3 separate regions of the Mus musculus genome follow, and all the other regions are linked to region 1. Evidence: chromatin loops called from intact Hi-C (ENCODE). Cell type or tissue: left cerebral cortex. All regions are shown on one strand.

Evidence for each region. A loop is a pair of places that touch in the nucleus more often than their neighbours do. Peaks named below come from ENCODE experiments on the same cell type or tissue, not always from the same donor. Only the 100,000 strongest peaks of a DNase experiment are listed, where the experiment ranks them.
Region 2: a loop joins it to region 1, with 14 times the contacts of the local background. A loop is called at or near these places in 2 of 42 quality-filtered maps.
Region 3: it touches region 1 in a loop (10-fold over the local background); 6 of 42 quality-filtered maps call a loop at or near these places.

What each region holds. Positions count from the first base shown.
Region 1 is chr14:58,071,575-58,079,574 of GRCm38, forward strand. It overlaps Fgf9 (fibroblast growth factor 9), which reads left to right and starts at 1,112. Exons shown (of 3, transcript NM_013518.4): 1 at 1,112-1,758. The coding sequence starts at 1,482. In left cerebral cortex, a CTCF peak has its summit at 4,064; DNase peaks (open chromatin) are centred at 672, 956, 1,670, 2,537 and 5 more places; H3K4me3 peaks cover 5,671 bases; H3K27ac peaks cover 4,325 bases.
Region 2 is chr14:57,995,955-58,003,954 of GRCm38, forward strand. Micu2 (mitochondrial calcium uptake 2) reads right to left here and starts at 3,308. Exons shown (of 12, transcript NM_028643.3): 1 at 3,076-3,308. The coding sequence starts at 3,285. 3110083C13Rik (RIKEN cDNA 3110083C13 gene) reads left to right here and starts at 3,358. Exons shown (of 2, transcript NR_166770.1): 1 at 3,358-3,508; 2 at 7,026-7,751. In left cerebral cortex, CTCF peaks have their summits at 3,614 (motif pointing left) and 3,814; DNase peaks (open chromatin) are centred at 1,665, 3,355, 5,613 and 6,647; H3K4me3 peaks cover 1,247 bases; H3K27ac peaks cover 885 bases.
Region 3 is chr14:58,199,561-58,207,560 of GRCm38, forward strand. No RefSeq gene overlaps it. Among named protein-coding and RNA genes, the nearest start is that of Gm33321, 97 kb to the right of the region's middle. In left cerebral cortex, a CTCF peak has its summit at 7,069; a DNase peak (open chromatin) is centred at 3,450; H3K27ac peaks cover 240 bases.

The sequences.
Region 1 (8,000 bases):
TGCTCCTAGCCGCGGGAACCTGGGGGGAGGCAGGACCCGAACAACTCAAAGATGCGAACCAGAATTCCCTTAACAAACCCGAGTGTGGGCCCACCAGTGTGTGTGTTTTGTGTGTGTGTGTGTGTGTGTGTGTGTGTGTGTGTGTGTGTGTGTGTGAGGGAGAGAGAGAGAGAGAGAGTGAGAGAGAGGGAGAGAGAGAGAGAAGAATCTGACTCACACCCAACTGTCTTACCTGCAATATTGTTTGCGCGTCTGTAAGTCTGGCTGTAGAATGAAAGAGAAACTGCCCTGTCCAACCAAGCTCCCTACACCAACCCTTCCCTCCCAGTCTATTTTATAATGCGACGCAAGGTTACAGAGTCCGCGCGAAAACTGCTTTCTCAGTTCCCCTCTGACCCTGCGTCTCTAGCAAGCTAGATTTCTTGTGGCCGAATGTCTTCGGGCTGCTGCTTCCCGTCTCTGGCACCGCGTCTCCGGCGTCTCTAAAGCCGGGTTTCCTAGGTCGTCCTCCCGGAGAAGTCCCGCGCTCTGCCCGCCTGTGCCCGGCCTGCGGCAGAGCGGCTCGAGCGTCAGGGCGGGCGCTAGGACCGGGCGGAGCGGGGCGGCCGCCGCGCTACCTTAAACCCGGCCCAATGCCGCCGCCTGCGCCACTCTGCGCGCCGGCGGGGGCTGCGCAGGAGGAGCGCTCCGCGGCCACGGCGCTGCGCGGCCCGCGCGGCGACACCTGTTCGCGGCAGCCCGGGCAGCACGCGAGCTCCGGGACGCGGTCCTCGCCCGCCGCTTGCCGCTCGCCTCACTGCAAGCCGCTGGACCTCCGCAGAGCCTCTGCAGCGTTCTGGATACTAGCTTTGGACGCCGAAAGTTTTTTCCCCCTTCTTTTTGTTATATTATCTTTATTTTTTGGAGGAGGGACTGGGAGGAGAGATTTGTCGCCGCCGCCAACGTGAGATTTTTTTTTTCCCCTTGAAGGATTCATGCTGATGTCTGCAGAGTCGGTTAGAGAGTAAAAACAGCGCATGCCTTTCTGGAGTCAGGATCCGTAAATTCTGACGTAGCCCGAGCATCTTAAAAATCCCTGTAATATCGCCCAGGCACTTACGTTGCTATGGTCATTCTGATCTCTAAGCAAATGGAGAAACTACGGATTTTTTTCCCTTATTACGGTCGGATGGGATGAAGACCTTTCTGCCTGCTGAGAGTCGAGGCTCCATATGTAGCGATGCATAGCTGTGTTGATCAATGTCAGTGTGTGAGTATAAAGTGGTGGCTTCTTAGACTATCAGTGGTTTGACCTTGAACCTGTGCCAGAGAAACAGCCGATTACTTTTATTTATGCATCGGATGGATTGAAGAAAAGAACCCTTTTTCCCTCTCTGTCTGCAACTGCGGCAAGGGAGGGGAGTTGGATATACCTCGCCTAGTGTCTCCTGGTTGATACCATCATTATTGTTTATTCTTGTGCTTAAAAGCCGAGTCCTCTGATGGCTCCCTTAGGTGAAGTTGGGAGCTATTTCGGTGTGCAGGACGCGGTACCGTTCGGGAACGTACCGGTGTTGCCGGTGGACAGTCCGGTGTTGCTAAGTGACCACCTGGGTCAGTCCGAAGCAGGGGGGCTGCCCCGGGGCCCCGCAGTCACGGACTTGGATCATTTAAAGGGGATTCTCAGGCGGAGGCAGCTGTACTGCAGGACTGGATTTCATTTAGAGATCTTCCCCAACGGTACTATCCAGGGAACCAGGAAAGACCACAGCCGCTTCGGTAGGTATGCCTTTAACCCCTCACTGTCCACGCGCTGACACGGTCAGATTATTAACTACCAGAAAGGTGGTGGTTAGGCGGGGATGCTCGAAGGGCTATATTCTCATATTCATAACCCCTGCCCCCCACATCTTTGAGTATCTTGCCAGCCCAGGGAGGGGAAAAAGCCTCCGGAATTGCAGATCTGCGTCTGGCATTGGTGCAACTTCACCCTCAGAAGGCCCTTCTTTTCTTTTTCTTCTTCTTTATTTTTCTTAAAGGAGGGTGTGTGAGTGTGAGTATGAATATAACCCAAAGCCCAAGTTTTTTCATTTGATATGTGAGACGATAAGGTTTAAGAAGTTTCTTTTTAAACGGACCCATTTCCATTAGTTTAAAGCTTTAACCACTAAGAACTTTAAACTGCATCCAGTTTCCTGTAGGTAGCTGGTATCTTGCTCAAATTAAGTTTTTTTTTCTCCCTTCCCTTTTCCTCTAATAAGCATTCTGCCTGAATTGTAAATTAAGCGTGTCGTTTATTCCCGGTGGCTGGTCTGAAATCTCTCAGGCAAAGATTGCTGGGTGATCTGGGGGAAGCACTGAAGTCGTGTTTTAGATCCGAAACATCCGGGGCAGAAGCCCCTGGGGAAACTGACCCGAGTGGGGGCGGAAATCCCACTAGGGGTGCCGGCTCTTCCATCCGTTGGTTCCCAACCTCCGCTTTTTAATTTCCACAGCGTGTAGCCTTGTGTGGGTTTCCTGAGTGGCTTTCTGGTGTGAGTGTTTGCGTGCGCTTGCAAAAGCTGCAGGCTCATTTTAAAGGGCATTCCGAAGATTTCACGTTCCGAGCAGGGTACTTGTGACTCAGCACCGAAGGCTGCAGACTCAGGTGGGGACTCTGCCCACTTTCGTGCCTCCACACACGTGCCTGGCGGGGCACCTTCAGTGGTGCAGTGCTAAGTCAGCGAACACAGTTCTGCCTGGCGTTGGGGCGGGGGCGGGGTGTGTGGAATCTAGGTTTTTCCCCTTATTTAAAAAAAAGAAAAAATAAATCCACAGTTTGGGCAACCAGACTGTTGGAAGGAGTTAACTCCTGAGTGAACCCACCTGACAACACTTAGACTAGGTCGTAAAACCAAGTCCTGTGGTGATTTTTCTTCCTCATGCCTTAATGCCAGATGTTGAACGAAATCTAAACTAGGTGTTTAGCTTCATGGTCTGTGGATGTTGCCGGGAGGTGAGGAGGGTCCAGGCCTGGATGAAGATAGTCTAGATTCTTGAGGCCCAGGGTTTCCCCCTTGGCTCACTACTGAGGCTGGGCTCAAAAGTGAACCCAGTCAATTTTCCCCACTTGACTTGTGTCCCCCTCGCTGCTTAAAAACAGAAAGTGTAGCTCATTGCTGCGATTATTCCTTCGAATGCTAACCTGATTAACCTAACTATCTTCCCACCACCCCGTAAGTAAACGCCGCTGCTGCCTGCCTGTCGCTAGGGAAGACTAAACTTTACTGGAGTGCTTGTCTAGTTGGCCACCTTAAGGACTGCTACGGAGCCGGGTTTCTGGAGCAAGCCAAGCAGCGGGAGGCCGGTGGCGGCGGGGATCGAGTGTCCTAGGGTTCAGGGCAGCCAGCTTGATGCCCGGGCAGCCCGCTTGATGCCCGGGGCAGCTGGAGCCCGGTCCTCCCGCGCTCCGGGCCGGCAGGTGCGGGCTCAGCCCCCGGCCCCGCGTCGCTCTCGTTCCGCGCGGTCCTAAGAGCGCTCGGGTTCTAACTCCCTTTCCACGGTGCTCCTGTGCGCCCCTCCGTACTGCGGGGACCGCTGGGGTTCAGGGGAGGGAGGACAGGGACCGACACCTTTCTGGTCGCGTGTCGGGTGTCCGACTTTTCTTTTTTGCCCCTGTCCAGTCCCCTTGCTTTCTCTTTGTGTGTGAGTGCGGGTCTGGTGGCGCTGACAGCCGCCGCCCGAGGAAGCGCGGTGGTGGTGTGCGGTGTGGGAACCGCTGGAGGTGCGCACCGCAGCCGGAGAGTTGGTGGCGGGGACGAGGACAGACTGGAGGTTGGAACTGAGCTTTGCGGTCTCACGCAGGGTCACCCCCTTCTTTCTGAAGCGCGCAGCAGGGTTTGGGAGAGTCCTAGGGCTCCGCTGGGTCTGGGAGGTGGGTCGGGGGCCCCTGGCCAGGCGAGGCCACAGTAGCAGGGGTGGGGGTGGGGGTGACAAAGGGCCTCGCAGGCGGTGCAGGGGGTGGCATGCTATTGTTAACCACTAGCCTAGGGAAGGCATCCGGATCTAGTCTCACAGGAGCAGAAGGCCGGCTGCACTCGGAGCGCAGGGCTGCAGGGGCGCTGCGGCCAGCCAAAGCCACCTTTATTGTGTGCATTTCCCGGTCCCAACCCGGGGTGCTTCAGAACTGGGCCCAGGTCACTGGATAGCCCTCACACTTCGGACCCCTCCACGTACCTTCGCCCCCACCTCCCAGCTTTTCTTTCTTTCTTTTTAAAAATGCAGTAGTCACCTTTAAGATAGGACGTTTGCCACGCGCACTTGATACATCAGATACTGAGTATCTGTGCTAGGATGCAAGGGCGGGGAGCGCGCGCGTTCAGGGGTCAGCGAAGAAGGACTGCAGGTACCGCCCGCCGCAGAACCCAGACTATCAAACAAAAAGCCCCAACCTCCTCACCCCGCCCCGATCCTAGAGGTTGGAGAATGTGTCGCCAAGGAAGTGACATCTCTACTTTCTGGTTCCGCACAGTGTGTGTGTGTGTGTGTGTGGGGGGGGGGGGTGTTGGTAGGAGGGAAGCGGAAGCCCCGGCCCATGCTGGGGACCCCCCAGTGCAAGTATAGCAGGTCGGCCCGGTGTCTGCCGCGGGGGGAAGGGCGCGCCTGGTTCTTGGCGGTGCCACTCACCCTCGTTCGGATGGAGCTGAGTGGGCGGCTGTGCGCAGTGGGGGTGGGGAAGGAGGGTTATTTAAGTCTTTCATCCGGTTGCAGTGAGAAGCGGGCCCCCGGGGTGACAGCAGTGCCGCGGTCTCCCGCTGCTGCTTCTGCGGCAGGTCCCAATATTAGCAACCTCTGCAGCGCCGTGCGTGTGCCGGGAGCCTCCGCGCCCTGCCTCCTCAGCCCCGCCCGCAGGGAGTTACGGCGGCGCTAGGACCTGGCGGCCCGGAGCCAGGCGGGGCGGAGGGGCTGCGGGGCGCACCTGGCGCCCGCGCCACTGCCGCTTCACCTTCCACCCCCTCCCCGCAGCCATGGCCTCCGCGCCTCCTTGGCTCCTCCCGGGGGACTTCGACTTCTCCCTGGGTTTTAGAGTAGCTGTAGGTGGGGTGGGTTTACACCTCGATTAAAATAGAAGGTGCGTTTTCTACCTGAAAAGGAAAGGCAGAAGGAAACGTGCTGGGCCAATGCTTTCTGCCGCCCCTGAGCCGCCGCAGGTGACTGCCGCTGCTGGCAAGCTCGGCGGGGCAAGGCTGCGGCCCGGGCCGGGGATGTGGGGGTGCGGGAATCTCAGCGCTGTTGGGGCTGCAGCCGGGCCGGGGAGTTGAAGGTGGGACCTTGAGGAGCCCTTTGTTTTTCCTTGGGGGTGATGGGAGCTGGGAGGAAGGGACCATGGGGTCCTGTCTCTGAGTGATGATCTGGGAAGCAAGTGTGAGTTTTTCACTTGGAAGGGCTTTCTGGCCTTGATAGCTGTTAAGACAATGAACAAAAATAAAGTAGGCAGTGCAGAGTAATGAAAAAAAGTGAACGCTGGGCCTGTGGAAGCTGAAGCAGGCCTACCTGCTGGCCTCAGGGGTGGTGACTCAAGAGGCATTAGAACCCTAGATTGACACTACTGCTGGTAAGCCATTTGAGGGGCAGGACCTGGCCTGTTAAAGGAGTAGGGTTTCAGATGCTGGTGGTACTAGGTGGGAGAAAGATACTGGCGTGATTAAAATAATAATAATAAAACAAAGTTAAACCTTATTTTCAGGGTTTTGCAGAAAAAGACAAAATTCAACTCTTTGTGCCTTGGCTTTTCAGTACTGTACAGAGAAAAGCCTTCATAATTCAGAGCGGCCTTTGAACTTACTGCAGAAAGCTTGGATATCCATTCAACTGCTACTTCCTAAGGGAACCTAGTTTTGTTCAAGCTGGTTCAGGTATTCCTAGACCCCCTGGAGCCCCAGGTGGCTAGTGTGCATAATCAGGAAGCTGTGGAAGAGAGGGGCTCAATCACCCCTTCCACCCTCTTTTGAAACAGGGTCTTAAGTAGCACAGGCTAGCCCCGAACTACTAGTCCACCTTTCCACAGCCCCCAGATGCTGGGATTACAGGCCAATATCACCATGTTCAGTTTCACCTTTGTCTTTTGACAGCCTCATGCGGTATTTCTCTGTAGAATCTGGACCGTTTCTTTTCTTCGCCCCATTTCTTCTCACTTCCTCCTAAGTCTCTTCACTTTCCTGTTTCTTCTTCAACATAGTCACCGGAGTAACCCTGATGCCCAGGCTAGCCTGGAACTGTTGAGCTAAGCTCCTTCTGCCTTAGTTTGTGGAGTTGCTGGACCACTGGCTACTCCACTGTGCTGTTGCATATTAATCTTTGATAACTGCATATATTTATACAATGAATTTTGATCATATCTACCTCTTATTTCCCTCTTCCGACTTGCCCCGGAAGCTTTCCACAGGTCCCATAACTTCATGGTGGGGGCTGTGGCTGCTGCCTCCTTTTTCTCTTTCTGAGTCTAGTTAGTCACACACACACTCTTGGAGATGGGGCTATCTAATGAAACCTGGGCAACCTATCAGCAGCCACACCCTCAAAGAAAAATGGCTCTTGCTCCATTAGCACTGTCAACTGGCCAAGTCCCCACAGGTGTGGGAGGTTACAAAGCCTTTCTCTCATCCATGCTGGGGCATTGACTGGCTTGATCCTGTGCAAGTCTTGGGCATGTAACCTTAGTTGTTACTAGTTCTTGAGTGTGACAGCCATGTTTTGTCTCACAGTGCACCTCGTAGTCTTCTGCTCTGATATTTTTTTCTACCCTCTTTTTCCAGGTGTTCTCTGAACTTTGGAGAAGGTGGCGGTGATATAGATGTCCCTCCCCTTTAGGGATGAGCATCCATAGTCACTTATTCTAAGCAATTTAATTAGGAGTCTCCCAGTTTCAGTTAACAGTTTCCCATTGCAAAAAAGAAGCCTTGGTTAGAAACCAAAGTGAGAGGAAGTACAGACATGACTATTTAAAAGGCAACTTGACAACAGGATAGTTTAGCAAAATCACCACAGCAGATTCTACCCCAGGGCCTGTGAAAGTGCCAGTCACAGGCTTTTGACTAGGTTTACAGTATCAGGTGTGAATTCTCTCCTGTGAATCATGCCTTAAGTCCAAGCAGAGAGAAGTTGGTTATTCCTATAATGGTTATACCACTATTGTGCTCGTGGGATCATCTTACCTGGCAGGTCTGTAGTAGTGTAGCATAGAGGGCGATACCATTGATAATTCTTCTCCAGTGGTCTGTATGACCCCTTTTATCATCATGAAAACTAGCCAGTAGAATAGAAGTTTCCTGGTTGGTTTGAGGTTGAATTCTCTATGTCCTGTAGCCAAATTGTAAGATTCTATGATCTCGTTATGGTGGTCAACGAAGCCGACAATACTGGCTTTGTATGTTTTTGTTGTTTGATCTGAAGAGGGCACGGGTTAGAGCTTCTGTCTGTCAGCTCTCCTATTTCCTATGGCTGGCTTTAGAGGTGAGGCACAGCATAAGTGGATTCTAGGAGGGTGGACTAACATGTGGTTAATGACACAGGGGTTAATGAGACTGGGAGGAGGGAGACCTAATCTGGGACTGTTCCAGAAGAAGTGTGTGACCATTTGCCTTATCAGCCTCTACGAGACCCTGAGTGGTCCTTATAGAAATGGTTCTTTATGGAGGAAGTGAAAGGATCTGCAACCCAATTACTATTCCTTACTGTGGCCTTTCTGAGCCTATGCCATCTAGGTTGTGTGTGCTAGGAGAGAGAGGCCAAAATGTTGGTTTTAGGCTAACCCATTATTCTCCTTTTCCTCTTTCCTTCTTTTTATTCTTCTTTTTCTTCTCTCCTTGATCTTGAAACATCCCATCTCTATAGAAGAGTCTCGCAGGTTGTCATTGATCTAGTATTGTCCATATTGGTTACTCAGCTTCACACAGGTCAACAGATTAGTGTAAGGAGTGCTCTGACCTCACGGCAGTTGGAGGCACTTGCTTGGCACCAGCTGAGGACTTGACCTGCTGGAG
Region 2 (8,000 bases), 76 kb before region 1:
TTCATATCAAATATTTAAACACAATACAATGAACAATATAGTAATTTGATACACACTAAAAAATGATGGTAGAAACACAGTAGATTTGTTTGTTTTTTGTTTTTGGTTCTTAAACCACTATGTTTCTGTAAGAGCAGAAATCTTTGTATGTATAGTAAAAAAAAAGCCACTGCAATTCATTATACACAATTGTCTGGAAATAAAGCCAAAGTGTTCAGACCCTGGATACTGTGTGTTTAGAACAAGGTTCCAGGGAAGTTACATATAACACCAGTGAGTACTGCTACAAACACCTGCGATGCAGTGTGTTTTATGTTTGGTTTCCCCCTCATTGGGTGCTTAGAACCTTTTATTCTTGGCTTTTGCTTTTCTTTTCTATAATCCCACACCCAGTTATGGCCTCATATGCAAGCTAGTATGAGGGCGCCACCCGCAGTTAAGCAGCTGCTCTAGTGTGCCTTGTTTGTACTCCTAATTAGATAAGTTTAAATCACTGGGTACTGGAAACAAAGTTACCTCTTCTACCTAGAATGCTTCCTGTGGGACTGGGGGTGAGGGTGAGGGTGAGGGTGGAGGTTCCAGTGGTAGGTGTCCAAGACTACAGAACTCCTGCAATGGCTTCCTATAGTCCTTAAGATAAGAAGTCCCACTAATATGGCTTAGGTGATTTAATGACACTCCAGGTCCCTGCACACACTGGTCTCATAGCTCACACTTTTGCTGAGTTAAACTTTCTTGTAGATCTCTGAGCAGATATTCCAATTACCTACACTCTCTTTCTGCCAAATGACTCCCAAGCAGCTCCAGGATGACCATTTATTTCTCATCCCTTCAGGAAACCAGGAGTGTGTTGGGTGCTCTTCTAGGACCCTTCAACGGCAGCCAGCATTACAATATTGGATTAAAATTGCCCTCTGCTGTTAGACTTAAGTAAGCTGCCTTTCTAACACTCCTTGTGCATGCCTTGGTACACAGGACTTCAATAGTTATGATGGAAAGATGGGTTACAACCTGCCAGCTGCTTTATAATCTGGATGTCTACTGCTGACCCACACAAACCACCACAGGGGGAAAAAGAAAAGAGCAGGGCACCATTAACACAAGCTCTCCATTTTTATTGGAAAAGTCATTTTGTGTGATGAATGAAAATGAAAGCTAGTCTCATTATTATACTAGATCCACATATATGCAGTAAATAAACATAAAAGAAAGCTGTATGCACTCATGTGACCAAACGGTGTCCAAGGATTAATAGGTGCCCCTTTTAGGAAAATACATTCAAATTACTGCCCTAGAGGGGGAGATTTCAAAACACAGTAATGCTGACTGCAGTAGTTCTCAGCCACTGTAGAGGAAGGGATGCTCACTGTAGGAGTGAAAGTAGAAAAGCCGGGGTTTCAATTAGTCCAAAGAGCAGACCAAGCCGACTTGTGTCAACAGAACTTAGAAAACAATTGATAATGAGTTTGGGTTTCTTTAGTTAGGTGGAAGGTTAAAAAGAAAATGAGCAGGCTAAGTGAGGAAACGCTCAAAATACCACATTGGTGTGAATGATAAGCTGAAGTTACTAATTTAAAGGGAAACAGGCTAGAAGGGAGCCAGAACACAAAGGAAACCAGAGAAAAATCTTAGAACTCAAAGGAGGTGAAATCAGCTTATAAACTGTGGAGGGAATGTGGGTGGGAATTAAATTTGGTTCCTAGATAGTGAGTGAGTCACTGGCTGAAGTTTTTTGAGTTAATAACAAGTCATGGATTGTGACTAAGGTGGCTCTATATTACAAAAATTTAAATGTGGGGGGCTGGGATGTAGTTCAGTAGTAGAACACTTGCCTACTATATTGGAAACTCAACACCAGCAAAAAACAAAACAAAACAAAACAAAACATGAGTTTATTATCCTAGGCACTAGTAGTTTTGGATGTTAAAGTAAATACCACAGGGGGACTAACCTAAGGTTCTGGATAGGATGGAATTGAATATGCAAACAGAAAAACCAATAATGAACAATAAATTTGGTTGACATAGAATGAACAAAAATGTTGGGGCTGGAGAGATGGCTCAGTGGTTAAGGGCTCTTGCTGCTCTTATAGAGGGCCCAGGTTCAGTTCCCAGCACTCTTGTGGTCCCTTAGGATCACCTGTAACTCTAGTTCTAGGGGCCCAATGCAAGCTTATGGCATTTGGGCATCAGGTCTGCATTCAGTGTACACACATACACGCAGGCAAAACACTCATACATATAAAATGAAAACAAATCACAGAAAACATTAAAAAGTAGTCTATAATGCTTGTGTAGCTTTTTCCACCTCTGATGTGGTGTGAGGTTGGAGTCAATGTTTGTATAAACTGTTCAATAATCAAACAGTTACCAACCTTTAATCTGTAAGGTATGCTTTTCTTTTTGTTGTATTTTAATGCTTGAGTTTTCCCACTAGAACTAGGTAACAGAAACCTAGCAAATAAGGAAAATAAAAAACTGCTTTTAATTTTAAAAACCCTAAAACCCAAAACACTGAAATGCCTCTCTCTATAAAAATCTTAGAGAGTACATTCAAACTTTCCAAGGTTTTACAAGACCGGGTTCATCTTGAAGTAGGGTACTTAACATTTGCATCCTGACAGCTCAGGTTTAGGAAAACTTGTTTTGCCGCGTAGGCGGGGTCCACTAAAACATTACGGTTTCGACTTATGTAACAGCTGTCATTGGAATTGATAAAATCTGCAACTATCAGCTGTTTAACTTTTAGAGTTGATATTCTCTAGACTGGGGGGGTGTGTGGCTCACACAGTAGGTCGACGCCACCCTTTTCAACAAAGAAGCGACCAGGGAACTCTTTAACGATGCAGGCTAACTAAGGGGTGCCCAGCCCCCGCAAACGTCAAGGACCCTTCTCCATCCACCAGGTGGGCAGAGGCGTGCCCCAGCCACGCCCACACGCATCCCGGGCGGGGCCTCCCGCCGCCTCCTCCCGGAACCCCCCAGGCCCTCCAGGCTCGTGCCAGGCGCCTAGGGTCTCCTGTGCCTCCGCCCCCCTCCCAGGGGTGCCTGAGGGCGGGGCCGGGCTGAGCCGTACCTGCGCCGACACCGTTCGGGAGCCCTCGCGCGCGGCTGCTTTCACGCGGCCGTGATGCCATGCCGCTCCTGCGCCTGCCAGGGCTACCCCGGCCACAGCCGCTGCGAGAGGGCCGCGAGTCGGCACAGCTCGTCGGCCGGCCGCGAGCCCGCGCCGCAGCCTTCCGCCCCAGGCCGCCAGCCAAGCGCTTCTTCCCGCAGCCGCCGCCATCTTTGCGGAAGCGCCCGAGCGTCGCGCCCCGCCCTCACCGTCTGTTGCCCGAGAACAGAGTTGGGCTCTCGCGAGAGCTCATCACCCTCCACCGTGCTCTGCGCGTGTGTTGCTAGGTGTGGCTGCTTCCTCGACGTTCAAGCGTGGTTTTGAGGTGACCCTCGGCTCCGGTGACAGTTTCCAAGGCAAAGGACATGAGTTAGCTGGTTAACTGTCCTAACAGGTCAGGTCACCACTGTGGGCCAAGAAGGGGCTGCAGGGATGGCTCAGGGGTGAAGGGTGCTTGCTGCCCTTCCAGAGCACCACAGCTGGATTCCGGAGACTTAAGGCCACAGATAAGTCCAGCTCCAGGGCATCCAGCGCCCCCTTCTGGTCTCTACCCCCCCCCCCCCATGAAATTAGACTAAAGGAAGGGTAATAGATTCTGGGTGGAATATATTGGACAAACTAGATTAAGAATAGGGACTAAGAAGGGTGTTGATGATAAATGCGGAATCAAATTAGATTTAGCATGGTTTTTCAGTCGATAGACTTAAACATAGCATCTTTAGCTCTCTCGGGAAAGCCTATGTCAGTCGTAAGTGGGCACATTTAGAGCTGGAGAGGGAAACACTTCTAACAGTAAGCGGCAGAGGGTGCTGGGTATAACCACTGTGGGTGTTGATGCAACAGTAGAATTTCATCCTCAAAGAGGCTAGGGTAAGGGGCTGAAAATATTGACGATATTATATTTGCCCCAAATGTCACATGTCTGATTATAGTGAGTCACTTGAGACAGTTGGTTCAGTGGATAAAGGCACTTCATGCCAAGCCTGCCTACCTGAGTTAGAAGTCAGAGAAGAGAGTCCTATAAGTTGTTTTCTGACCTCTGGTCTGCGCAGTGAGTTCCAGGCCACCCATAACTACATAGTGAAATCCTGTGTCAAAAGGAAAAAAGGAAAGAATATGTGTACATGCTCACCCTTACAGATCTCCGTTTTTTATAGCTAAATGCCCTTTATATTTATTTATCAAGACTCATTTTTTATGTGTATGCCTCTGTGTATTTATGCCACATATGGGTGGGTGCCCCCAGAGTCCAGAAGAGGGTGTTGTAGCTGGAGATAGAGGCAGTTGTGATCAGCCTGATATGGGTGCTGAGAATGGACCTCTGGTGCTCTGGTAGAGCAGAGAACACTCTTAACTGATGAGCTGTCTACTCAGCCCCTAAAATTTGGTGTTTGAATGAAGTAAAATGTACAGGACGTTAGCATTTTGACAACATTTGCATGTACAGGTCAGTGCTGTCAGGCCCTATGCATGGCATTTAGCAACAGCCATTATTTTTCTTTGGATTTTTTTTTTTTTTTTGTAATCTTTCAAAGCTGGCCAACACTTTTCAAGGGCCTATCTCTGTTTGTCTGCTCCTCCCGAGCGCCTGGTCTTTCATTTCTGTTAAACAATATCTGATCCAGACTTCTGACAATGATTTTCTTCAGATCTCCCAGACAAAGCCACTGTATTGTAAACAGTTGCTATTTATTGTATGTTTCCTTTACATTTTGTTCTTACAAAATATTGACTCGTAGCTGTGATCCCACATGGGACTAACAGTAGGTGCACACCTGCTCCATGCCCCTGTCACCAGCCCCCTCTTCCCTCCCCCGCTCATCTTCTCTATGGCAGATGTGGAACACGACCTCAGGGCTGGATGTTCTTTTGGTGGTAGAAAGGATTTCATCCTGGCAGAAAGCTTGGCTTCTGTAGCCTGGGGTCCTCAATTCTTCCTTACCGCTACTGAGTAAACTTAACCTTCCCCTTGTTCAACCTCTGACCTGGCCTCAGACTTAGAACCTTTACTTGGGTGTGTATCAGTTTGATGCCCATGTCAGAGGTGCCAGAACTCCTGATGTACAACAATGGCCATTTCGATGGGTTAACGAAATAAAAATAAAGAAATAGTGAAAGCTGCCATACCAAGTCTAATTTGAGAAGTTAGAGGAAGCCACCTGGATTGTTATTATCCTTTCTTAGTCTGTGCTTGCTCCACCCCAGCCAGTATGTTCTAACGTGAAGTCAGAACTTTCTCACTTTGTCCCAGGTGCCAAAACCTTTCCACCGTGCCTTCCTAGCAGGGAAGTAAGCAGACTTACTGTGCATAGACCTCTCAGCCAGGCCTTACTGTTTGTGTTCCGGCCCTGCCACTGACATCACTGTGATTTAGGGCACCGAGGCTCAGTTTCCCATCTGTAAACAGCCCTCTCAATTTCAGATGGGAAATGAAATGGGATAACTTAGAGGAAGTGATTAGCCAAATGCCTGGCACATGGTGCACTCTCGACAGATGGGAATTCATCTTCCTTAAGATTTGGCTTTCTCCTGCTCCATCATCACAAATGAGCTTGACTACATGCCCATGATCCCAGATCACTAACCCATGTTAATCCGCCCAGACTTCCTGCCTTTTTGTATCTCACCTGATGTGTTTCTGCAGGCTTATTCGCACGGCTGCTAGATTTACTGGATCTTGACATGCATACTGTTGTTCTGGATTGCTGATGTGTGGTTGGTTTCTGACTCTTACGTGTTGAGACACAGTGGATATCTTATCTTATAGCTTAGTCTCACTTTCCAGAAGCGTCTTCTTTATCTGCTTCAAGCTGTCTAATTTGCATAGTTCCACCACCTACTTATTGGAGTCCATATCTACTACTCTGTCATGGCCCCAAGTCCGAGATAGGTGCATACTCCTGTTACATCACTCAACATATTTAAAACATCCTTCCCCCCACAGTTTGACATCCTCATAGTCGAGAATGTCTTTTGTTTTTCTGGCACCTAACAGTGTCCAGCACACACTAGACATTCAGTTAACATATGTGGATAAATGAGTGGGTATGAAAACCACTGGTGAGATGTTGGGGAAATCATTTCTCAGTCTGGGGAGACATGCAGACAGTCTATTGCTCTTTTGCTCTAATTATTTTTTCAAAACAAAAGCCTGGTTAGATTTGCAGATTTTACTTTAAGGTGGAAATCTTTGACCTTACTTGGAAAACTGCTTTGTAATTAATTTGTTTTCATGTTCCAGGTCCAGCTCCCTAAAGCTTCTAGTTAAGAATTAATGGATTCAAACTTTACTTTTGCAGAGGAAACCAAGTCTTTTAATAGACCCGATCTCTAGCCAGCTAACCATTCTAAGTATGAACTGTCCCTGGCAGCTGCTGACTATATTGGTCTTTTGGGGCCCTGGCTTTGTTCATTTCTTCATCCCCAGCTATAGAAAAAGCCCTGAGCTGGGGTGTATTTTCAACCCTGCAGTTTATAAACCAGTCCCCAAATAAGGAACTGCTGCTGCTTCAGCTGTAACACCCAGTCTGTTTTAAAATGATAATTGGAGAGAAACAGAATGGTACCATGGATGGTTTGAAAATATTGTTCTCAACTCACTCACTCGGGGCTCTTTCTCTGGGGAAGGGACAAAAGTGATATGGCAGAAAAGACTATCACGGGTACGCTTTGCTCCTGCCACTGGCAAGGCTAGGCAGATTCTACAATAGTGCCAGATGGCCCTTTACCATTGGGCTGCATGCAGAGGAAGGGTGAGGGGTAAAATGTAAGGTGACTACATAGAGTGTATGTTTATGAGGCTTGCAGTAGAAGGGCTGGGTTGGAGTTGACCTAAGTGGGTGGGGTGGGATGGACAGGATGCAACAGTTTCCACAGTGTGTACATTCATGTGCTACTTAAAAATTCCACAGATCTGACTGAGGACTGGAGAGAGAGCTAAGTGATGAAGAGCACTGGACACTTTTGCAAAGGACCTGGGTTCAATTTGCAGCACCTGCATGATGGCTCACACAATTCTATCATGGCAGTCCTTCTGACCTCTGCAGGCACAGCATACATGTGGTACCCAGACATACATACAAGCAAAACACCCATAAGCAAAAATACACCCCCAAGTTAAAAATATGACACATTCCTAAAGGCAGTTCCACTGTCTGAGTCTCCTGAATACTGGCAGTACAGACTTGTGCCACCATGCTCAATGCCATTACCAGCTTAAATGACCATGGCTGTACATGTGGCCTCTGAAGTCCGAAGTGTTTTCCTGCTGCACATGGCCCTCTTGGAAAGAGTTGTCAGCCCTCTTGACCGTGAGCACCTCGGACTGTGGCCTTGTGTCCTCTCACAGCCCTGAGGCTGACCTCTGCAGCGCACACTTTTCACCCCATGCCTGTCTGCTGCCTGCCCAGGCCACATTGACTTTTCTCACCAGTGACTTTCTGTAAATTATCTTCCTAACTCCTGACAGCTGGTAATGTAACTTCCTATGAATTGCTGGTCCTGAACAGAGAAACCAACCAGTTCTAACTGAGGAGGGCATTGTACTTGTGTAACATCTTACAAGAAACTATGAAGTCAAGTGTTGCTTTGATCTTAGCATGCTCGGGATGAATAAAGATTATGATCGGATTCTGCAAGACTGTTTACTGTTGCATTACAGAAGAATGTGCATTAAGATTGATTATCTTTGGTGGAGGAGAAAAATACGGGGGATTCTTAAAAGATAAGTAAAGAGGTCGGGCTCAGTCCAATGTTAATGGAGAAACCAGTCCTTGAATGGACGTTATAAAGAACCATTGCTTAGAATAGTTGGAGGTTGAACTATGTTTATGGTAGATAATTGGGTGGTGGAGGGTATGATTCACTCCCAGAGGCCCTAGATGAGT
Region 3 (8,000 bases), 130 kb after region 1:
ACAAAAATCAAATATCAGAATAGGACAAAACAAAATCAATCAAACAAACAAAACACCCCAACAACAATAACAATGACAATGACAACAACAATAGCATCCCCAAGAACAGAAGAAAAGAGTGCAAGGAAAGGCGTATGAAGCAGATAATAAATGTAGAGACCCACCTGTCTGCATACTCAGGAATCCCTAAAAGGACACTATTCCTACCTCCTCTTTTCAGGGTCCCCTGAGCCCTAAGGGGAAGGATTTGATAGAGACATCTCATATAGAGCTGACTGTTTCAAGGTCTTTCTCTCTCTCTTTGGGTGTCTAATGACTGGTTTTGGGTCTCTGTATTTGTTCCCATCTGCTGCAGGAGGACACTTCTCTCATGATGGTTGATCAGGCAATGATCTATGAGTATAGCAGAACATCATTAAGAGTCATTTTATTGTTACTTTAAAAAAAAAGAATACTAGTGTTTCATTTATCCTAGGTCCCTGGACTCGATAGTCTCATGTTCTTGGTCATCAAGTGTCAGGTATAGATTGCATCTCCTGGAGTGGGCCTTAAGTCAAAACCGGTTGATTATACCCATAAGCTTTGTGCCACCATAGGCTTAGCATATCTTGTAGGTAAGACACCATTGTTGATCCAAGGTTTTGTGGCCTGGTTTGGTGTTTATGTTTCTCCTTTGGTAGCATGTAGAATACCTTCCTGTGCCAAAGATAATAGAATGTAGGGGTGAATATTCTATGTAGGCACCAGCTCGATGTCTTCATGTTCAACGAGTTGTGTAGGTGTTGTCTCCAGAAATGGGGCTCTTGCCATTAGTTTTCAGAGGGTAAACTATATAGTCTTGACAATAGCCTGGGTTGTTTGGGGGTTCCTACAGGTTGTGGGTTTATGTCTGGGTCTTCAATTCAAGTCTATTGATCAACATGTCAAGTTTGTGCCAGGATCATACTGTTTTTATTACTATAGCTCTGTAGTACAATTTGGGATTAAGGATTGTAATGCAGTTCTTTTATTATTCAGGATTGTTCTTTTTCTCTGTCTCTGTCTCTGTCTCTGTCTCTGTCTCTGTCTCTGTCTCTGTCTCTGTTTCTCTCTCTCTCTCTCTCTCTCTCTCTCTCTCTCTGTGTGTGTGTGTGTGTGTGTGTGTAATTTTTCCCTCTATGATGTACTGGTATGGGATTATTTATTTCCCTTGTTTTCTTGGGTGTGGTTAATCTCCTTAATTTAACCTTCTTGCACCTTCTGTACAGATGGATTTGTAGATAGATATTTCCATCTGTGATGATTGAAAGTTTTGCTGGGTCTAATAGTCTGGGCTTTTATTATTACTTTGTATGTTTCAATATTCTTTCTGTATCCTGTATATTTACTGTTTTGATTATTATATGCGGAGGGGAATTTCTTTCCTGGTCCGGTCTATTTTGTGTTCTGCATGCTTCTTGTACTTTGAGAAAAAGTATTTCTCCTTCCTTAGGTTAGGAAAATTTTCTTCTATGGTTTTGTTGAAAATAATTTCTGCTCTTTTGACCTATGTTTCATTTCTTTCCTTTATTCCTATTATTCCTAGATTTTGTCTTTTCATAATGCCCCAGAGTTCCTGGATGTTCTGTCCCTGAATTTTTAGATTTAACATTTTCTTTGACTGAGGTATCCGTGTTTCTTCAATCTTGTCTTTAATGCCCAAGACAATGTCCTCCATTTCTTGTATTCTGTGGGTGAGACTTGCTCTGAGATTTCTGTTTGAGTTCCTAAATTTTTTTATTTCCAGATTTTCCCCAGCTTGGGTTTCCTTTATTGATTTTATTTCCATCTTCAGATTTTGAACTGTTTTATCCACTTCCTTCCACTACTTGCTGATATTCTCATAAATTTCTTTAAGGATTTCACTCATTTCCTTTTTAGACACTGCTTTCATATCACTAAAGACTGTTTTAAAGTCATTGTCTTGTGCTTCAGCTCTGTTGCAATTCTCTCTTCCTCTTTTTATAAAGAGGATATTTTTTCTAAAAGGATTTATTTATTGTTATATGTAAGTATACTGTAGCTGTCTTCAGACACACCAGAAAAGGGCATCAGATCTAAGTACAGATGGTTGTGAGCCACCATGTGGTTGCTGGGATTTGAACTCAAGACCTTCAGAAGAGCAGTCAGTGCTCTTAACCACTGAGCCATCTCTCCAGCCCTCTGTTGCAATTCTTAATGTCTACTGTGGTAGGGTTTCTGGGCTCTAATAAAGTTGTGTTATCCTGGCTATTATTGATTGTGTTTTTATACTGGTATGTGAGTATCTGGGTTTGGGAAGATTGTAATTCTAGGTGCTGATATCTGGCCTTGTCTTTATTGTATGGGTGTTTTGTTTCTTGGTTTCTGTTACCCTCTCTAATTCTTTGGAAGGTGTGTTGGCTGTGTGTTGCCTAGTAGGGAATTCTCCTGGGATCCTGCTAGGTGTGGCCTCCATTGGTTCTCAGTAAAATGTGGGGATGGGCTAGGAGCAGGGACTGAGGAACCTGCAGGAGGAAGGAAAGCAGGGTGTTCCACCAAGATCTGTTTAATCCCCTGGGAATGGGGGCAGCAGTGTGTGAGGATAGGCCCTACATATAGTCTTCTACAGAGCTGGGGACTGGATATGGAGGAGAGTAGAGGGAGTGAAGACCTGAGGCTTGCCTACCTGCTTAGCTGGCCTACTTACTCCTCTGGTAGACTTGTTCCCAGGGAATGCCTGCTAGACTTGGGGGCTGGGATAACAGGATGAATGAAGAGGAAGGATGGAGGAGAAAAACTACATGGGGCCAGGCATAGCAGGTAGTCTGTTATAGAGCTGGGGGTGAGACTGGGGGGTCAATTTGGAGGGGAGAGAGAGAGAGAGAGAAGAAGAAGAAGAAGAAGAAGAAGAAGAAGAAGAAGAAGAAGAAGAAGAAGAAGAAGAAGAAGAAGAAGAAGAAGGGGGAGGAGGAGGAAGAGGAGGAGGAGGAGGAAGAGGAGGAGGAGGAAGAGGAGGAGGAGGAGGAGGAGGAGGAGGAGGAGGAGATCTGCAGTTAGGGTTTCTGTTTCTCTGGCCAGAGTGGCCTAAGGTCCCAAGGAATCTCCTGAGCGATCTTAACTAGCATTCTTCTTAGAGCAATTTTAAATGTTTGCATTAATTCTCCCTAGTCCTTCATCTTCCTCCTAGCAGTTCAGTTCCATCTTTTTTTCCTGTGTGGTAATTGCCAGGTATTGAAAGGCTGTGTGAATGTGTTATGAAACAAGACTTGTATTGTATGACTATTCTTATCTTGGATTTTCTTTTCTGCAGTGCCTTGAAAAATCTTTTTTTTTTCCCTCCTGTCAAGTCTCTGAAGGGATTTTCGCAGCTAATTTAGGATAATAAGGCATTTTCGCTGTTCTGCAGCTTTTCTTTTTAGGAATAATACATATATATTTCAGTAGCTTCTATTTAAGTTTGCCTAAACTGAATGAAAATGTTCACACGGTTTTTTAAGGCATCAATGCATCTGCATGTGTGTATAGCTCTGTGCACCGCCCACCCATCCTCCCAGGGATGGCACTGCTCAGCCCAGACTCCTGCACAAAACAGCACTTCACGGGCCTTTGGCTTTGATGCCTCTGTTGAAATTTAAGGGGATTTAGATGTTGGAGGTCAAAATACTGCCAAGGAAAATGTAAAGGCCATGATGTAATTGCTTGGTCAGAGGTCAGCTTTTTGACTAAACTGAAAGAGGCAGCTCTGTGCTTGGACAATAGTTTTCATGGTCATTTGAAATGAATATCTGTTAAGTGCCAGGGAAATGCCTTGGTCACCCTGAGACCAAAGAAAATGACTTCCAACATCGAATTCCTATTCTCTCTCCGCTCCCTATCTTCCTCCTTCCCTCCTCCCTCCCTCCTTCATTTCCTCCCTCCCACTTCCTCCCTCCCTCCCTGTCCATTCCTTGCTTTTGATCAAGTCTTACTGTGTGGCCAAGGCTAGTATTGAACTTCAGACCCTTATATCTCAGCTTTCTGCATGTTTCAATTATGTGCATGTGCCACCATGACAATCCTATGTGTTCTTTTGAAGAAACTTCACATATTATCACATCTCCTGTCTCTCCCATTTTTCACTTGCCTTGTGCAAGGTACAGCTTGGGATGTGGGAATTGTCCCATGTCACCCTCTCCTTTTTAAAAAAGATACTTTTGCCATGTGTGATGCTTAAATTTATGTGTCATATTGATTAGATTGAGAAGCCAAGGTACTTGGTTAAATGCTAGTATAGATCTTGCTGTGAAAGTATTTTGTTACTTGATTGACAGCTGTAGTCAGTGGACATTATATGACCTTTATAATGTGGCTGGCCTCATCAAATCAGTTGAAAAGTGTTAAGAGCAAGACCTGAGGATGCTGAGTGAAGATGGGATTTGGTCTCAAACCTACAGCATCAACTCTTGCCTGAGATTCCAGCCTTATAGTTGCCCCGTGGCTTTCAGACTAGCTGCTCCTGAGACCTGATAATCATGTGAGCTGATTTTAAACTAAATCCCTGATCCCTCACTGTGTGTATGTGTGTCTATGAGAAAGTGGGAAAAGGGAGAAGGAAGAAGGGAAGGAGGAGGAGAGAGGGACAGAGAGACAGAGAGAGAGAGGGAGAGAGAGAGGGGCAGGACTTTGCTGTGTTACCCAGGTTGGCCTCAAACTCTAAGACATCCTGCCTTACTTCCTGAGTGTGAAGATGACACCATGCCTGACATACCTTATCTTTCCTTCTGTCCATCCATCCATCCATCCATCCATCCATCCATCCACCCACCCACAATTTTGATCACACAGATGATTCCTTAACTAAGGCTTTTCCTGTATCTACAGTTTAATCCTGTGAGTTGACTTTTTTTGTTGTTTTTTTGTTTTGTTTTTCTCCAGACAGGGTTTCTCTGTGTAGCCCTGGCTGTCCTGGAACTCACTTTGTAGACAAGGCTGTCCTCGAACTCAGAAATCTGCCTGCCTCTGCCTCCCGAGTGCTGGGATTAAAGGTGTGCGCCACCACGCCTGGCGTGAGTTGACTTTTAAAACTAACCCTCTACCTATGTATTGGGTGGCAGACAATCTGGTCTATTGACTGACCCTTGACCCATATATCGTCTTATCTCTATCTGGCCACCACTTGCCTATTTTTCTGGAAAATCCAGGTACACCACATTTTAAATGTTCAGATACCCAGCCAAGTGCACTCTGATGATGTAGTAGACAAGTGCCGTCCATTAGTGTTCACTGTGTGGATGACTGCAAGTTACCTTTAAGTCTCTTCAGCAATGTGGGTGCCTTCTAAGTGGCCCAGATGGCTCCTCCTACTGGCTGTCTCCCTTTGTACTTGGCTCTGCCCTTCTTGTTTAGTTCTTAGAGGACTTGCCACAGGCAAAGAGCTGGCTTTCAAAAGTATAAGTCCCACTTACACTTTCTTTACCCTGTGTGGGTGACTATAAAATAGCTGGGCTTACATTTGGGGACATGAAGAAGGGGACTTCCTATTCAGACAGAGGGTTAGCTTGGCTAAGGTTCTGGTATGTATGTATGTGTGTGTGAGAGAGTGTGAGTTTATATGTGTAGGTTCACATAGGTCTCACTTTATCTCACTTTATAGCTTCAGTGGGAAACTCAAAGCCATCCTCCTGCGCCGGAGTCTCTTCAGGACTGGGATTATAGGGATGAACAATCACGGCTGCCATCATTGCTATTCTTCTTGTATCTGCTTACAGCCTGAGGTGGTTCATTTAATGAAATGATTTTTTTCAGAGTGACAGTTTGAAAACTTTCTCCAGATGTCTTTCTTATTAAATGAAGACATTTTAACAAACCATGAGCCTTAGAGACTTTGTAAGAAAGTGAATATGATAGCCTAGCTGACGGCCAGTCTCAGGAGGTGGCTGTTTCATGTTCTTAAGGGATGAGACTCAGAAGTGACTCAGTGAGGACCTTTTGGCACTAGCAGATGAAAAGAGTTTGAATGTTCTTTTGTACCAAAGGATGGTGAGATGGAAGAGTGTGGATGGGGAGGGGCTTCCTGGATAGAGCTTTGCTCTTAGGGTCTGGCCAGCTGCTCTGGAATACACAGATATGGCTTGAGTGCTCTGAAACCTTAGCCAAGGCAACCGTCTATCTGCACAGGAGAACTGAGATTCAACCACCGAAGAGTAAAGGGAGTTGATTGCGTAACAGTTTTGCTAAAAAAGGCAGTTAATGAAAATTAGGGTTTTTAGTTGGCTTCAGTGGTATTTGCTCTCCTGGGAATGTTAGGCATTTGCCATTTACTCTTGCCTTCTTCCCCCCACCTAGGTAGCTTCTGACCTGCTGGGCACACTGTCCTGTCAAACTCTCAACTCACTGAGCCATCTCCCTGCCACCGGAATGGTCTCTCCTTTGTGTGCATTTCTTTTGTAAATGTATGGCTGTTGACCCTTGGTTAATCCCTGCCCAGAGAGTGGGAAGCAGGAAGACCGGCAGGTGCCCTCATGGCTTCCTTCCTGCATGTCTTCCTGATGTGCTCCCAGTTTCTAGGAAGCAGAATGAGCCTCAACCTGGTTCATGTCCTTGATAAACGGGACTATCTCCTGGGAGCCTGTGCGAGTTTGGGAGTGGTCTTTTCTAAGTCCCAGTCCCACCTCCACTTGTGACCTTGAAAGGAATTAGGGACCCAGCTCCTTAGTGTTCCTACCTCTAAAATGTGACAAATAATGGCTACTGGGCAGAATATTAAACAGACAGAAATGAGAAGCTGTTTGGCTATTGGAAACTATCCTGTTAAACTGTCCACAGGACCCTCACCATTCAGCCATCTTGCCCACCCATCAGCGTAAAAGTTGATGGAAAGCTAAAATTATTATTTTTTTGCTATAGTCACTAGTATGATGAGAAAGGAAACATCTTTCAGATCTTCAGTGGAATTATGTTTGAGAGTCTTTTTCATTTGTGTCACCTTGGGGACCCGTAGTTCTAGAGGAGACCCCTTTAAACTCTGTCCACTTGATTTTATTACCATGGCAAGTAGAGCTACCTATTCTTAGGGAAAGGTAGAATTACTAGGTGTCTTGAGGGCAGTGCTGGCCACACTTGGTATTGCAGAAGAATTTGAAATGTGCTCTGAATAGTGAGATGACCCACTAGAATCTTAGAAAGCCAGCTTCTGGCTTTTCCTTACCACCTAGGGACTTTCAAGAAGGTGTTTGGATGAGGACATCCCTTGTCCCCTTGTCTCCTGTCTCCTTCAAGGCAATTTGCTTTCTTTGCCTTTTCACAGATGTATTTTGATGTTATTTTCCTCTGTAGTCACCCTCTGAATCCACAAGCATACATATATATGCACATACATATATTATGCATATATAATATTTAATACTTTTGGAGACAAGAATGCTAGGAGTATATGGCTATATCCTGCTTGATTTATGGCACACTTGTCAATTGAAAACAAAAACAACTTTATGACAACCTCCATCTGTAGTTAATGTCGTGATAGCAGTTTTATTTCAGGTAGTTGTTTGGAGACCATAGGGCAGATCTGTAACGCAACATGAATTGTGTATCTGGAATGAATCTTCCTTTGTTTCAATACATGCTCTTCAGTACAAAAGGTCATTTGTTTATGCAAATAGTATAAATGAAACAGGTACTAAAGAGGAAGCATTCAAGGTCATAAGCTATCTGGTCTCCTCCTTCAGGGTGGTCTCTTGAATGGTGACACCCCTTGTAGACTCAAGGAGAGTTGAGCTGTGTTGTGTTGTGTTGTGTTGATGGAGGTGGGCCAGAGCGAGGTAGCTATGGGAACCATATGGGGAAGGCCAGGGCCACTAAGACAGGGAGCACTGTTGAGTACTTCTGAGAAGTATGACTCATCTTTACATGGTCCTTGGAAGAAGATTCAATAAGTGACCCACTGTCTATATGGTGGTGACTATGTTAGCACTGACAATCCCCACTGCCTAGTGACTTGTGAGTGCTGTAACATCATGTCACAGTACATTACTGACCTGTGT